Linked DNA regions of Homo sapiens: region 1 is linked to region 2. A link is a loop called in an ENCODE intact Hi-C map of the cell type or tissue named here. Cell type or tissue: mammary epithelial cell. All regions are shown on one strand. Each heading gives the region's core, and the rest is flanking DNA. Links, peaks and the distances in the headings are about the cores only.

What was found. A loop is a pair of places that touch in the nucleus more often than their neighbours do. Peaks named below come from ENCODE experiments on the same cell type or tissue, not always from the same donor. Only the 100,000 strongest peaks of a DNase experiment are listed, where the experiment ranks them.
Region 1: a loop joins it to region 2, with 1.9 times the contacts of the local background. A loop is called at or near these places in 2 of 110 quality-filtered maps.

Annotation. Positions count from the first base shown.
Region 1 is chr1:232,139,134-232,147,473 of GRCh38, reverse strand. No RefSeq gene overlaps it. Among named protein-coding and RNA genes, the nearest start is that of DISC1-IT1, 220 kb to the right of the region's middle. In mammary epithelial cell, for the core only: no CTCF peak of the experiment used is centred there; DNase peaks (open chromatin) are centred at 4,543 and 4,863; H3K27ac peaks cover 2,239 bases.
Region 2 is chr1:231,924,864-231,933,203 of GRCh38, reverse strand. All of the region lies in intron 9 of DISC1 (DISC1 scaffold protein), which reads right to left. The region is part of intron 12 of TSNAX-DISC1 (TSNAX-DISC1 readthrough (NMD candidate)); the gene reads right to left. It overlaps DISC1-IT1 (DISC1 intronic transcript 1), which reads right to left and starts at 7,370. Exons shown (of 4, transcript NR_126441.1): 1 at 7,254-7,370. In mammary epithelial cell, for the core only: a CTCF peak has its summit at 1,161 (motif pointing right); DNase peaks (open chromatin) are centred at 1,833 and 3,703; H3K27ac peaks cover 2,801 bases.

The DNA.
Region 1 (8,340 bases), core at 100-8,099, 210 kb before region 2:
CCTTCACTTCCTCCTTCTTTACTTTCTTCTTTCTTCATCCCTTCATTCTTTTCCTTCTTCCCTCTTTTCTTTCTTCCTTCCTTTCTTCCCTCCCTTCCTTCCTTCTTTCCTCTCGCCCTTCTTCCCTTCTTTTCTTCCTTTTTTCTCTTTCCATCTTTCTCTCTTTCCTTAAGTTTATTCAAAAGTATGGTGTTTTAATGTTTTCTCCTACTTGAAAACATTCAACTGCTATGTTCTCAACCAAACTATTCCAAAAATTACCTAAAAAAGATCAAGTAGAGAGGTCAAGAGGTGAGGTATAGAGTCTTGAGGGAATTCTTCATGTGAATGAGTTTTATTCATTTCCCTGACTTTATCGCTTCATTCTCAGTTGCCCCATTGGCCACTAAAGACCTTTAGCCCTTCCTTTCACTTCTTCAATTGGAGAGATTTGGAAGGGAGGTGGGGACATTTTTAAATAGAGAAGACATAAAAGGAGGAGAAAATATTTGAAAACGCTTGCTTTAAAAAATGTATAGGACACTGACTACAAATAGATTCTGGGGCTCAAATGCTTAGATTCAAAATCCTGCCTCCTCCAACGGTCAGCTGTGTGATTTGAGGCAGATTGTTCAATTTCTCTGTGCCTCTGTTTATTCATCAGTAAAAACAAGATGCTTTGACAGGTTACTTGTCTGGTTAGCAGGACAGTTCTGGGCACATGGTAAATAGAACCTTCCATCACCACTGCTGGAGAAGTGGGGCTCACCACTTTAGTGAACTGATCAAAGTAGCAAAGGGTAAAATCAGAGCAAGGAGATACGTCTTCTCCCTCCAAATGCAGTGCTCTCCCCCCACCATTCCCAGCTTCTGCCTAAGTGGAATCCCCCCAAGAGTGAAGTTCGTATTCAGAATTCTGAATATCTCCCTAGAGTACTTAGCCACAGATGCATATTTCAATTTCTCTTTGGGTCACCTTTTCCTTATTGTATTTTACATGTTTGCATTCAAAATTGAAATGTGTTTTCTACCTAAGTTCCCGTCAGTTAAAAATATCATGCAGTACATCCCACTGTGGAGAAGAAATGTATCTAGTTCATATAGTCAGAGAAATATGTGGTTAAAGTCTTTGAATGGCTGTGTAAGCAGAGTGTCTACTCATTAGATGAGCATATACATCCTTTTGTAACTCCTTTTTATTAATAACTCATTCATTAAGCACTGGTTCCAGCAATCTAGAAGAATTACTTTTTAGTTTGCATCTTAGAGAAAATATGAGAGGGAAAGAAGAAACCATGGTAATGTGCCAATGACTGCAAACATAGTGGGACACTGGACCACCCTGATGCAGTCACCCAAGGTTCAGGTTCTGGGGGAAGCATAACAAGACACTCCACCAGCCTCCAAAGAAACAATTCATACAATCAACCTAACCTCACATTTATCTTGTCTTGACGGTTATTGAGTCATTAATCTTCCCAGTGTCAAGGCATTGTCATCACTGAACCCAACTAAATGAGTATCCATGCAATAAATAGAGTAGAGTACACATGGGTGAGAAAAACCTTGGCAGCAATAAGGACAGCATCACCTAATGAATTACCAGGAAATGTTGAGTAAAACCAGTGGGCAGAAGAGGAGAAGCAGGAAGCGGTGGTGCCAGGATCTCATGACTGCTCCCCACCCCATCATCTTTCTTGAACCAAAGCTACAACATGGCAAGGAGAATCTGTGCTAGATTAACCAGAGGCAGAGCCAGCAATGTTTACAGCAAATCAGGGGTGAACACACATGCGCAGGTATGCACACACACCCACTGAGTCAATATTCTTGGGATAAAATTTGATGCAGGATATTAAAAAAACATTAAAGTCATCAAAAAGTCAGAATTTTGATCAATTTATTACACTATATTTTAATTACAATTGGGAGGAGAGGGTGTTCTGCCAACTTCTTTTCTTTTTTTTTTTCTTTTTTTTTGAGTCGGAGTCTCGCTCTGTTGCCCAGGCTGGAGTGCAGTGGCGTGATTTCAGCTTACTGCAACCTCCGCCTCCAGGGTTCAAGTGATTCTCCTGCCTCAGCTTCCTGAGTAGATGGGATTACAGGTGCGCCCACCACGCCCAGCTAATTTTTGTATTTTTAGTAGAGACAGGGTTTCACCATGTTGGTCAGGCTGGTCTTGAACTCCTGACCTCAGGTGATCTGCCTGCCTCAGCCTCCCAAAGTGCTGGGATTACAGGCGTGAGGCACCGCGCCCAGCCTTCCCAACTTATTTTCTATGTGTGAGACCTAGAGGCTTCTTCTGGCCCTAAAGAGAATGAAAAGAACACGGAATCAACAGAATGGCAGAGCAAATTGTTGGTGAATACTTGGGAGGGTATTATGACCCTAAAACGATAGTTATCAAGGCCCTGAGTGTGCTACGTCCTAATATGGCATCACATCTAACGGAAGGATCCCCGTCAGATCACATTCTGGGTAATATTTAATATTATGGACTGGATGCTCTAAAGACTTGACATCAAGGCCAGGTTGTCCCATCCACGCCTTCCAGGCCCCAAAAAGCTGCTCTCTGGCCTACAGGTGTTCAGCCTGTCAGCTGTACTTCCTTATCCTGCCTCCACCCAGGGGCTGCGTGTACTTCAGGGCACATGAGTCTGAAGCAGTCGACTCCCAACTTTTCTGAATGTGAAGCCCTATTAGTTAAAAACTTTTGAGCATGTGTTCCTTATGTATTGTTACAAATTAATATATTACATTATACACATTTGCTCAAAAGCAGAAAATTTAACAGAATGAGACATTACTTATTTTCTGTGTAGTTCCTATACACAGAAAATAAGTTGGCAGACCATCCTCTCCTCTCATCTATAATTAAAATACAGTGTAATAAATTGGAAAAATTTCTCACTTTTTTGATGATTTTGATATTATTTTTATAATATCCTGCAAAGATGAACCACTGTAGCTTTCCTGCCTTCTGGGTTATATTCCCTGCCTGCAGGCAGAGACTGTGGAAGCCATGGCTTTTGTGAGTGCCACTGGGCTGGACCTGGGCTCTGCTGGGGCTCCTATTGTGCTGGGTGGTCTGAAGTCTGGCCCCTGAATTCTAGGATAGGAAGAACAGCTGGGGGAGTTTAGGAATGAGGGGTGGGCCCAAAGGGGTGCCGAATGACTCAAGGCAGATGCATTTAACCAGGTCCGGTATTATCATAGATTTATTTGTTTTGGGAGGAGAAATACAAAATTTTTGGAAAAATATATCACATAACCAATGGAAATATTTGCAAACTGCTCTCTACGTCACATGAGTTGCTTCTGAAAAGTACTTTCGTTGTTACTGTTAACTTGTCACCTCCACATTGTACATGAATGTGTGTGTTCCTGTGTATATCTTTTCCTTCGTTTTCAAAAACATCCGTGTTCTAGTGACAAGAATGTCCTTATTAAATATTTTCCAAATTTGGCACACTTGTCTTTTTGTAAATGAAAAATTTCTAATTCATCCTTAAACTTTATAACTGTACTTTATTTGCCCTGAGATAACTTAGGAGCCTCTAAGAGGCACAAATTATTTGTATGATCATTCCTTCACCTCATTACAAAATGTGACAATCATCCTATATTCTTAGACAGATGATATCTGCAGGGCTACTGACAAAGACTCTCTTCTTGACCAAATTCTAGTCAGGCTCCACTGAGCCCCCTTCTCCACTAGGCCTCATCCTTGGCCTATAAAGGCTTGAACAAACACAAACACAGTTTCTAGCAGCTCAAGGCCACATCCTTAGCATGCCCCTAATCTCCTTAAAGTGCCTGCCTGAGAAATGCAGGGCTGCCCAAGGAATTTACTGTTTGTTTCAGCCAAAACCTGAAGATAAGTACCCTGTCTCCCAGCCTCCAGAAGGGCAGCGCTTTGAGAAGGAGCACTTAGAAAATCCAGATAGTTTCCACATGGACCAAGCTTCCTCCCTCCCGCCTTTGATGATTTTTCACTTCCCTGACTCTCCTGAGTCCCCACTCACACCTCTCCTCATTCCCTTATTCTTCCTTTAAAATGCCTAGTCACTGCTGCACAAATCAAAGTGCTGATTGAAGTCTCTTCTTACCACTTTAACTAGTGCCTGGCTTTGTTTATTTTTGACACTGTTTAAGCCAGAAATAGGTTAACTGCCCCACGTCACAACACAGGGGGCATAAAACAAACATGGGAGGTTGGCACCATCAATCCTATTGCCATGGGATGGGTCTGGATGGGTTCATTTCTTCACGGAATTCACAGGGAAAGACAATTGCCCAACACAGTCTGAGTCAAGACAGCAGTATCAGTCTGCACATTACCTGTCAGTACAACTTATTTTCCTGCTTGTTTTCATTAGATCAAAAAATACATGTAGATTCACCTTCTAGCATTTTCATGTACTTCCAGTGGGCCATACTGCATACACCCCACATTCGGAACCAGGGATCTGAAGAGCAAAGTTATGTAAGGAAAGCGCAATTGGAATTCATGCCCCACAGTCCACACCCCGTAGGAGACGGATTCCACATGGGGTGATTCAGACTTTACCCTGGTTAGCCCTGGCCCAAAAATGCCAGGCTCTTGCATGTGCGGGGCATCATCTGTACAGATGGTATTCCCATCTGACAAGCAGGGCTTTCTTGGATCCACGGGCACTGTGCCCAGTAGATGAAAAATGTGAGCAGCACAGATTCAAGCCACTCTTGTCTTCTTAAAATAAGCAATTCATTTTTTAGGGAGCTATTTTTAATAGCATTAGTTACTTGGCAGCTGTTTCCAAAATGGCTTCCACAATTCTAAGAAGCTGTGATTCATCCTTTGGCCTGGCAGTGTCCTGGGTACATGGAAATTCCAGGGGGAGTTATAAATGCCACTTTTCATGCTTGGAGCTCACAAAGTCCTCTGTGAAGCCAAAAGTGAGATTCGGCAAATTCCATGACAATGAGAAACAAGAACCAGTATTCAGTTGATTGTTGGTCAAACACTCCTGTGTTACCCAGTGTGGGAATCACACACATTAGCAACTGGAAGCCACTGAGGTCTCTCAGTCTGTTCCCTGTAGTCTGGATGGGATCCTTTCTTCATGGTTGTTTTCTGGATTATACTTATTTCCACATTGGCTTGCATTACTTTTTTCTGTTTTTTATTTTTACTCTATATTATTTTACAAAATAGTGAAGTATGCATAAAATTTTTTGGTTTTTAAATGTTCTAATTATTTTTATTTGCTTTTCACATTTAGTAAAAATAAAAAATCTCAAATAATACGAAAGTATGGAAAATGAAAAGTAAAAGACCCCAACTCACAACCCCTTCTTCATTTGGCAGAATTAATCACTATTTTGGTTTGTCTTACTTCACTATTTATATATGAATTTATTATACCATATTTAAGATAGATTAGGTAACTATCATTACCATTTTGTTAGATATGCTGCCAGCATTTTCCAAGTAAATGCAAGCATACACATATATTTTTGTATTTACTATTTTTATTTAGATTTTTCTGTTTTCACTGGGATGATGCTATGTATACTGATCATCATTTCCTGTTTTGCATGTTTTATTTTGCACTTCTTTTTACATTGGCACAATTGCCTTTATAATTGTTGCACGGCACTTCTTTTATGGAATCATCATAATTTATTTAATTGCTCCATATGAATGGGAATTCAGCTTGCTCCAGGTTTTTACTATGACAGTGTGGTGCACCCAACATCCTCACACTTAACAATCTTAGTAAATTGGTCAATTTCTAGACATGAGATCTTTAATATGTTAATTATAAATTGACTAAATAGAATGCAGTTGCATTTGGAGAAAATTTCACCTTAACAGTGCCACCAATCATCATTGCTGTCAGAATTGAGAATTCTTTTAATGTATTTTTAAGTTTTTTAAGTTGCAGCAAAATGCACATAACACAGAATTAGCCTTCTTAAACATTTTAAAGTGTATAGTTCAGTGGCTTTAGTATTATACATTCTTATGGTTTTGCAAGCACCAGCATCATCCATCCACAGAATTCTTTTTATCTTCCCAAACTGAAACTCTGTTCCTATTTTTTTGTTTTGTTTTTCTTGTTTTGTTGTTTTGTTTTGGTTTTGGTTTTTTTTCATGACAGAGTTTCTCTCTTGTTGCCCATCCTGGAGTGCAATGGCGCGATCTCGGGTCACTAAAACCTCTGCCTCCCGGGTTCAGGTGATTCTCCTGCCTCAGCTTCGAGTAGCTGGGATTACAGGCATGCACCACCATGCCCAGCTAATTTTTGCATTTTTAGTAGAGACAGGGTTTCACCATGTTGGTCAGGCTGGTCTCGAACTCCTGACCTCAGGTGATCCACCCACCCCAGCCCTCCCAATGTTCCTGTTAACACTAACTCCCTCTTCCCCCTCTCCACAGCCCCTGGTGACCACTATTCTACTTTCTGTCTCTATGGATTTGATTCTTTAGGAGCCTCATAGGAGTGGGACCATATAGTGTCTGTCTCTTCATGATTGGCTAATTTTACTTAGCATGATGTCCTCAGGGTTCATCCATGGTGTAGCATGTATTAGAATTTCCTTCCTTTTCAAGGCTGAATAATATTCCATTGTATAGATATACCACATTTTATTTATCCATTCATCCATAGAAAAACACTTGTTTAATATATTTTAATATTCACTTAGTTGCAAATTTTCTGATCCTTCAATTGTCTAATTTAAAATCAGGAAATTTGAGGAAAACACACATATATGAGTCCATCATAACTCTAAGGTCCCACTGCATGACTTTATAGGTGAAGAGGCACTGATGGTCTGCCCTCCTCCTCTGCAAGTACCTCTGGAAATCTTTGTACAGGCGATGCCATCACCACCCTTCTCAGCAAAGCCAGAGGGCTCAGCCTGCAGCCCAGCCCCTCGTGGCAGGTGCAGCCCTGCTGCTCATCGGAGGGATGCATCGTAGGCATTGTTAACACACAAGAGGAGGTCACTGAAGAATGTGATTGTTCTGCCATTGTGTTTTTGTACGGTTCTTTTTTCTCATGAAACTTCATGGAGAAATTTAAGAAATGTAATCAAAGTATCTGCACTTAAGTTTAGAGCCCATTGCATGTCTTTGTGAGAGTCTGTGGGTTTCTGCTACCACATGACTTAGACGGGTTAGATTTGGGGAGCTCACTTTGTCAAAATTTCCCTGGCATTTTGTCTGAAGAACCTAAGTTAATTTTCTTTTTAATGAAACTTTCCTCCAAAATACTTATAAAACACAGAATCTTGATTTATTCTCAATTACTGCCCCAAAACTACCAATTTCATCTCATGACAAGACTAGTAAAAGGCAAAAAGTGAGATGGAAAACAAATTACAAATGTATTCTGGCTGCTGGGTGATGAAAACCAATACATGTAATTTTAAAATAAAGCAAGGACAATTATTTTTCAATAATTTCAATAGAATTAATAGAATAGGAAAGGAGTCCTGTTTACATTGTTTTTGTTGTTCTTGAAGCTCTGGCTTTCCTACAGACATGGCCTCAATAATCTTTCAACAGCACCCTGACGTAGACAAGGTGCACAGGGTGGGAGAACAACCGGGCTTTGGGTAGCACCTGGTCTAGAGTCGATAATACGGGACTTATTAAAAAATAATTTTTAGGCAAATAGTAAGGGTAAAGGTTCTCAGTGGAAATTTTCCTATGAGAAACAACCCTCAAACCATTTATTTTCTAGGCTTAAAGAGCCAGGCCAGCAAGCTTTAATATGCAAATGCAGGCGACTAAAAGCTAGGTCCACCCAACATGGCCAAAATGGCAATTCCCTCAGTCTTCTCCTTGTCACCACCTGTGCCAAGTGTCATGGCCGCCTCCAAATAACACCACCTTGTGTTCGGAACATCATGACAACCCGCATTTGCATATTAAAGGAATAAGGTGGGAAGCCCAGGTTTTTCTCTGGCTATGTAAATAACACACCTGGTCAAACCAATCCCCTGGGCGCTATGCAAGCCAAACACCACCTCCTCTAGCATCCCAATATTAGCGACCACTTTTCTGCAGCACAGGGGGTTTCTCTTTGCTCAAATCCCCACTCCCTCTGTCTCTGTACAGGGGAGCTGTTTTCTTCTTTCTTGCCTACTAAATTCTCTGCTCCTTAAAATCACTCCATGTGTGTCCGTGTCATTTTATCTTAATCGGCGCAATACCAAAAACCCTAGTGTTCCTCCAGTCATCGAAGCCGTATCATTGGCAGGCACTAGATAATTGGTTGCTGGAGAGAAGAGTGAAACACACAACAAGTCATATTACAAACCATAAAAGTTACTTATCCCACCGTTCTCTACGAATCTTTATATTTA
Region 2 (8,340 bases), core at 249-8,248:
GATAACTAGCATCTCTACACCTCATTTCCTCCTCTGAAAATTGGGACAATACTATTACTTCCCTCACAGAGTGTCTATAAGGAGTCAAGGAAATAATGGGTACTCGACAATGGTTAACTATTATCATCGCTGCTGTTGTCATTGTCATCATTTTTATCCTCAACACCATCACTATGGTGATGCTCGGGTGGTATAGGGCCATTAGCCTCCATTTCACATATGATTACATTGGATGTTTTTATTAGGAGTATAAATTGGGCTTCAGTTTGAAAGTAACTTCACAACTAATTGGCGCTCTCCAGGGTTGAGAATTAGAGGCAAAATACGATTTTTTTCACAGGCTGCCAGACCAAAAATTTTGAATTTTAGGATGCCAACTCTAGAGAAATAGTCAATGCATCTACTACAGGATACATTATTCAATTTTAAATGTCTTCACAGCCTCAGTCACCCACTGAGCTTAGAAGAGACATAAATGATTGGCTCCTGGAGAGGCAGTGGGAATGATGGAAAGAGGATGGCTACAAGTCACACAACCCCAGAAATGCCATGTACACTGACTAGAATGTGAATGGCACCCCTGGAGTAACACAGTACCCTTGAAGCAGAGTGAAAGAGCATAGCCTTTGAGGTCAAGCAAATTGAGATTCAAATCCAGCCCCTACCATGAACTCAGGCATGTTACTAAACCAAAGCTCCATTTCCTAATTTGTAAAATGGAAATAATAATCCCTATGTGTTAGGTTATCATGAGGATTAGAAATACTAAATATACAGGGTCCAGCAGTGTGTTCACAGGTCCTCAATAGGAGCTATTAATAGTACCATAGCTATTACTTCTATCATTCTATTGGTTCTAATATCAAATGTGGGACAAATATTGGTCTTAAACTAGATCAGTAGTCTCCAGGTATTTTTAAATAATGGCATTTCCCACTAGCACCTTTCCTCTTACCACTAAATCAGGTGGTGCTGATTATGCAGCCCTAAGAAAAGACAAGAGACTCATTGTCATTAGGTAGGTTATTTTGCAAGATTACATCTTCCCTGGTAGGGCTACTTCTCTCTGCATAACTCCAGAGGCTCCCATTCTTATGGTCCGCCACACCAAAGTCCTGACACTGAGTTAATGCTAGAGACTGTGCTTGCAATTTGGGACACTGCCACCAGGTGTCAGTACTGAGCAAAAAACACGTATGCAAATAGTCGGGCTCCCCACGGCCATGAGCTGGTGAAAAATATCACAGGTGGGACCAGGGGTTGGTGGCTCACACTTGTAAAACCAGCACTTTCAGAGGCCAAGACAGGAGGATTGCTTGAGGTCAGGAGTTCAAGACCACCCTGGGCAACACAGTGAGACCTTGTCTATAAAAAAAAAATTTTTTTTAATTATCTGGCATGGTAGCACACGCCTCTGGTCCCAAGTACTCAGGAAGCTGAGGCAGGAGGACCACTTGAGTCAAAGAGTTTAAGGCTGCAGTGAGTTATGACTATGCCACTCCACTCCAGCCTGGGTGATAGAGTGAGACCCTGTCTCAAAGACAAAAAAAAAAAAAAATCACAAGCAGTGTCAAAACTGAGCTATATGGTAGGTCCTCAAAGGATGATAGGGTCATCATGTGTCAGAACAGCACACATATTCTGTGCTCACACTTCTTAGCAGACTGGTTCATTCATTCACTCACTCATTCACTCAGTGAGTCCACAAATATTTATTGACCCTGCCAGGAACCAGTGAGTCAAGTTAAAATTTTATACGCAAACCCTCTCTAGGTCAGTATGTCATAAGTAAGTCCCTAGGGCATCTCCCGGTACATGGGCATGCCAACACAAATGCACCAGAACAGTAAGTTGCTGTGCAGACTCACCCATACATCCACCTAAGGTTAGAGAAATTCCTGCCAAGCCCAGGTCCAGGGTGAGTCAAGGGCTCTGAACACCACTGACTCAGAGAAGTCAAGCCTGGTGTAGCTTCTTTCGTATTAACGACCACCAGGAAATCAGGATGACCTTAAAGCACAGGTGGTCCTGCTCCCCTCTGGTCAACTAAGAACTACCTCCATCTCCTGGAGGTCCTTCCAGGACTAAACATGACCCCAGGACTTGGCCAGAGTGGGTCTTGAAGACAATGTCTAGTTTGGTAACAAACATATAGAAGTGGACCAAAAGCAGAATGACTAGAACAGAAGGACATGCCCAGCCTTGAGTGTATCAGTTGAGCTGCAGAAAAGGTCATGAATGGCTGCTTAAGTGCATGTAAGGAGCTAAGAGTCAATCCCAAATGGTAGCCTGGCTTCTGGGCCTCCACCCACACCTCTGCTCACAGATGGACCCCAGAAACTAGACTTGCATCTGGCTTGTAATCTTGTACATCTAGTCTCCAAGCCATCAGCTCTGCAGGTATTCTGTTTTCCTTTAGCCAAACAGCTGCAGCGAACTAGATAGCATTGAGTTTGCACCCATCTATGTTGATGGGTGCTTTGTCCTTGAGTATCTTGAAATGCTTCCCCAGCTGCCCCCTGCTCAGGAATATGAAGTCATAGATAATGGTTAGGATCTCAGATCAGTCACAAAACCCTTTTTAGAGGCTATGTGAGCCATATGGGGTAGAGGTTTGGAGGGCTGCTCCAGAGGCTCCCACTGCCTGGCTTGAATCCTGACTGTCACTTCCAGGCAGGAGACTGTGGGCAACAGACTTAACATCACTGTGCCAACATCATTTAATGCAAAGTGAAATTAAATAAAAATGATGGCAGCCACCTCTCACAGTTAGGGTAAAGATTAGATAAGTTTAATGTGTACAAAGCACTTAGAGCGATCCCTGGCACACGTAAACAAATGCACAGGAAATGTTAGGGTGAAAAGAACTCTGAGGCAGAAGCCCATCGACCCTCCCACTGCATCGGGCTACCCTGTGAACTCCGTGTGCGTCCCTGAGCCCACTAAACTTCCCTGACCTCACATCTCTCATCTGCACAACGCAAGGGTTAAAGGACAGGATCTCTAAGCGCCTTCCAATTCAAAAATCAAAGAAAAATAATAAGGGGAACATTTTCTGAAACTCTCTATTAAATAAATGCTTTTCTTTTTGAGTGATGCCTGTTAGTGAGAGCCTGGTTGATCCCAAAGCCCTTGCTTGTATCAGGTCCCAGGGGTTTTCGGGCCATCTCTCACTCCAGGCTTGATGTCCAGGGCTAACAGGGTCAATCCCACGCTACCTGCAGCTGGCACCATGGCCCCTGTGTCACCCAGGCTCCTAGTGTCATATTAGCAGCCAGGTTTGAGCAGCTCCTGCAATCCCTCACCCCTTAACTACTACAAAGCCTGGGGGACATCAGAAGTACAGCTCTCCTTCAACAACAACAATGGTGGAGTGTCCTCCTTTCAAACAACTTTTTCTTGTCAGTCTCAAAAGAAAACCAGGATTACCCTTCATTTGTTTCTTTCTTCCTATCTGGTTGTTAATCCTTCAAAAGCCCCTTTTCTGTCCCCTAAACTCCTTGAGCCACAGTGGGCTTCATGACCCAAATTAACTACAGAACAGTCTGCAAAAATCATCTGTTTGCTTGTCCAGAGCACCTTCCCCATAGCATTTTCCAAGAAAGGCTGATGACTTGCATATTTAAAGAGCAGGCTTGTCTGTGCTTGAAGCTGCGGCCGTGCTCTGAGGCAGCGCAGTGCCATGAGGGCTCATTAAGCCTGGGAAAAATAACAGCACAGCGGCAGACTAATAGACGACAGCATGAATGATTCAAGCCGTTTTCGGCGTCTCAGGGTTAAAAATACATTCCTTTGGCTGTGAGATTGTGTATTGTGAACAAGACTACTCAGGGACAGGATTTCCATATTTTGTCAGGAGTGGGGGAGGTGAGTAGGAGAGGAAGGATGAAAAGAACAATAATGCTACTTGAGGTTGCCTCCATGAAGAGCTAACTATCCTAAATATATCTGCACCCAATACAGGAGCACCCAGATTCATAAAGCAAGTTCTTAGAGACCTACAAAGAGACTTAGGCTCCCACACAACAATAGTGGGAGATTTTAACATCCCACCGTCAATATTAGACAGATCAACAAGACAGAAAATTAACAAGGATATTCAGGACTTCAACTCAGCTCTGGACCAAGCAGACGCAATAGACATCTACAGAACTCTCCACCCCAAATCCACAGAATATACATTCTTCTCAGCACCACATCGCACTTATTCTAAAATTGACCACATAATTGGAAGTAAAACACTCCTCAGCAAATGCAAAAGAACGGAAATCATAACAAACTGTCTCTCAGACCACAGTGCAATCAAATTAGAACTCAGGATTAAGAAACTCACTCAAAACCGCACAACTACATGGAAACTGAACAACCTGGTCCTGTATGATTACTGGGTAAATAACAAAATTAAGGCAGGAATAAATAAGTTCTTTGAAACCAATGAGAACAAAGTCACAACATTGTAGAATCCCTGGGACACAGCTGAAGCAGTGTTTAGAAGGAAATTTATAGCACTAAATGCCCACAGGACAAAGTGGGAAAGATCTCAAATCGACACCCTAACATCAAAATAAAAAGGACTAGAGAAGCAAGAGCAAATAAATTCAAAAGTTAGCAGAGGACGAGAAGTAAATAAGATCAGAGCAGAACTGAAGGAGATAAGAGACACGAAAAACCCTTCAAAAAAATCAATGAGTCCAGGAGCTGGTTTTTTGAAAAGATTAACAAAATAGATAGACCGCTAGCTAGACTAATAAAGAAGAAAAGAGAGAAGAATCAAGCTTGCACATTTCAAACGTAGGTGGGCACAGCCTTCCATACTGAGGATGCCTATGCAGAAAATAACCAAAAATCATCTCCTGCTGTCACTGCCCTTTCACTGACACTGCTTACTGAAAAGCCCCCCAACAGGACAAGAACATTATATTGAGAAACACTGTGTAGAACATTTGTTTAAATATCATGTCATCCCTATCTTTCTATGTGCCTTGCCTCTCCAGTTTTAATAGCTGAGAGCAGAAATCAAGTCTGATACTTTGTCCTTTTCTATGCCTTTCAGGGCCCTTCACTGAATGGGTGTTTGCTCTAAATTAATGGAATAAACACCAGAATGGGATGTTAGGGAGACTATAGAATAAATCTCTCAAGAAAAGTTTCCTAAATCAGAGTGCATGCTCACTTTGTAGGGTGGCTTGGATACAGGTCCACAGGAGAACTGCTGAAGGGAGTTCCTAGGTCCAAGTAGACAATGCACATCCCACCCTGGAATTGCAAAAGACAGAGTGGCCTGGCGGGGCAGCCCTCTGGAACTATAGCATCAACTTGTGGTGAGACAATGGCAAGGGGTCCAGCCAGGTATAGGTGTTGGGAGACACTTGAGCCTGCTCCGAAAAGGTCCTGATCAAGGGGGTCCAGCATTTGGAAACTAGTTCGTGGGCTCCTTGCCTATCTCCTTTGTTGCATAAAAATCCACGTGCCTAGCTCTCGTCGCATTTTATCAGGGCCCTTTACTTACTTGTGTGTCCTCTCCATCAATGACTTCCTTCGTATTCCAAGTACTTGGCATGGTTCCTGGCAAAGCATGGTTACCCATAAATAGAACACAATGAAGGGCAACCCAGGAGCAGGGAATGTTGGCAAGGTAGGCAGGTGGATGAGGGGTTTCAGGGAAGGATGGCTTTCACAAAGAGAGAACTACATGACACAGGAGAGTAATATGGAGTCCGCAATTCTTGAAGCATTGTACACATTACCAAGGCAGAATTTGATACCAGAACATGATAAAGGTCCAGCTACTCCAGCTACTCTGGGAAGAAATGAGGTCTTGGGAAGTTGAAGCATCAGGCTATGCAGAAATCTACAAATAACAAAAAATAACCTGATGATCCTGCTTTTTAGTGTTCTTAACCTAGAAATGTGTGAGAGTGCCTCATGCTTTGGGTCAGGATTGGTGTTAGGCTTGTAAGCCAATACATGGCTATAAATGGAAATTGCATGGCCACAGGGGTGGAAACCCAAACAGGGAATGAGAATGCTGAGCCTCTCCATCCTCTGTGACTCAAAGAAAAAGGGATTCGCCTTTCTAGTTGGAGAGCAACTAGTTGGAAGGACAATCCCTATACTATCACCATCCCCAAAGGCTTTGTGAGTGGGTTACAGAAAAGCACTGCAGCCAAAACTCTCACCACAGTGAAAGCCACGGTACCTAGAAAGCATCATTGGACTATCTGGAATTCTAAGTAAAAATTCCAGGAGGCCAATAGCCTTCTGAGAAAAATACATGAAGTGATGAAGACAATGCTTCCTCCCCTTGGGAAAATCTCATTCCTCAAATCTGGCCTTCCTTAAAGGAGGTCACAAAGGGAGCATGAGAAGTGAATTCACATTTGAGCCCTCTCTCCACCTAAGCTTTTAGTCCTTAGATTTAGTGGAGGAATAAATCTCTGCCCTTGCCTTTAAATTCAAGGAGCTTCCCTTCTCTTTTGTTCCCTGAGCTTGTCTTCTATTGCTTGTAAAAGTGCTATTACTGCCTCATCCTCCCTTTCAGGCTGATCTATTAATATCTGGACTCAAAGTAGCCACTGAAAATGTCAATTCATCCCTGTAGTGGATCAGGTACAGATATGACAGCCTGGGACCAGTCACCAAGTTTATAGAAATGGTGAGTCACAACAGCTACATCTCTAGATCCAAATGTCCTGTGCCTTAAGTACAGCAAGTTGTTCTGGTGAAAGAATGCACAATGAAGACAGGCTTCTGGGAAGAGCCTTTGTTCCTGCCATAACTGACGTTGCAATACTTGATCTGGCATTGTGAGTCTTCCTTTCCAGAATTTTGTATATTATACAAAATATTACACATGGATAACACACTAGTTTTTTTTACGTAAACCCACTTTTGATAGGGTTTTGAACTGTAGACACTCTATTGATCCCAAAGGTATTAATTTGCTTATTCCATAATAAGCTTTCTGTTCTCTTAAGTCTATCCACAAATGGGATATGTAGAAGAGCTTTTACTTTTTCACCAAGTTCATTTTCAGTACGTTAACTGAGAGCAACAATCTTGGGTTGAAAATATTCATAGAAATGGAATAACTAATTCTCTTCAGGAACACATAGTTCCATGCTGATAATCACCACAGTGGCAGCCAATTGCTAGCACTGAGTGTTTATTATGGGTGAGATATGGAATTAGTTGCCTAATGCTGCTATGACAAAGTATCGAAAACTGGGTGGCTTAAAACTACAGAAACTTACTCCGTCATTGTCCCAGCAGCCAGAAATCCAAAGTCAAGGTGTTAGTCCAGTGGGTTCCTTCTGAGGCTCTGAGGGAGAATCTTTTCCGTGCCTCTCTCCCAGCTTCTGGTGGTTGTCAGCAACCCGTAGCATGCCTTGGCTTGAGATGCCTCACTACTGTCTCCGCCTCCATCTTCATATGTCATTCCCCTCTGTGTGTCTGTGTCTCATATCTCCCACTCCTTTCTCATAAAAAATACTAATCATTGGATTTCAGGGCCCATCCTAAATCAAGGATGATCTTATCTCAAGATCCATAAATCTGCAAAGATCTTATAATCCAAGAATGGTCACATTCACAGGTATCAGGGGTTAGGATTTGGACTTATCATTGGTGGGGATACAATTTACCCCATTACAGGCTTAATAGGAGGCATGTTACATGTGTTGTCACCAGTGGAGGGGAAGCTCTGAGGTCATCTTGTCCCACACTTTCATGACCTGTGAACATCTGGGTAATATCCCTGGTAGCAGCCATTCAGCTGCACTTGACTCTCTGCAGTACAAGGGAACTCTGAATTCTGTGACAGAAGCCATTCCAGCCCCAGTCCACTCTAGTGGTTCTAAAACCTTCCTGAGTGCACAGCATCACCATGCAGGTGGTAGTTCTGTCATCATCGTCACCGTTTTTCAGATGAAGAAACGAAGGTTTGGAGTCAGATGTGACTTTCTAAGATCATGCAAGCAGTGAGCAAGCCTTGAAATCCTGTGTTCGGGTTGGGGCCCGTATTTTTAACTGTATGCCATTCTGATTTAGCAAGAAGAGGATAGGGGAGCAGCCAAAAGTTTCCAGATGAATTCTTCAGTCCCTCAGTAGCACCATAAACACGAACCTCTAAGTGCAGAATCACCTTGCCACACCCAGTGCAATTTTGCCCTCACCTTATCCATAAGACAAATGCTGGTGCTAGGTCAATAACTGGAACAAAAGAATCATTTAAAAAAAAAAAAAAAAAGGCCGGGCGCAGTGACTCACGCCTGTAATCCCAGCACTTTGGGAGGCCAAGGCAGGCAGATCACGAGGTCAGGAGATCGAGACCAGCCTGGC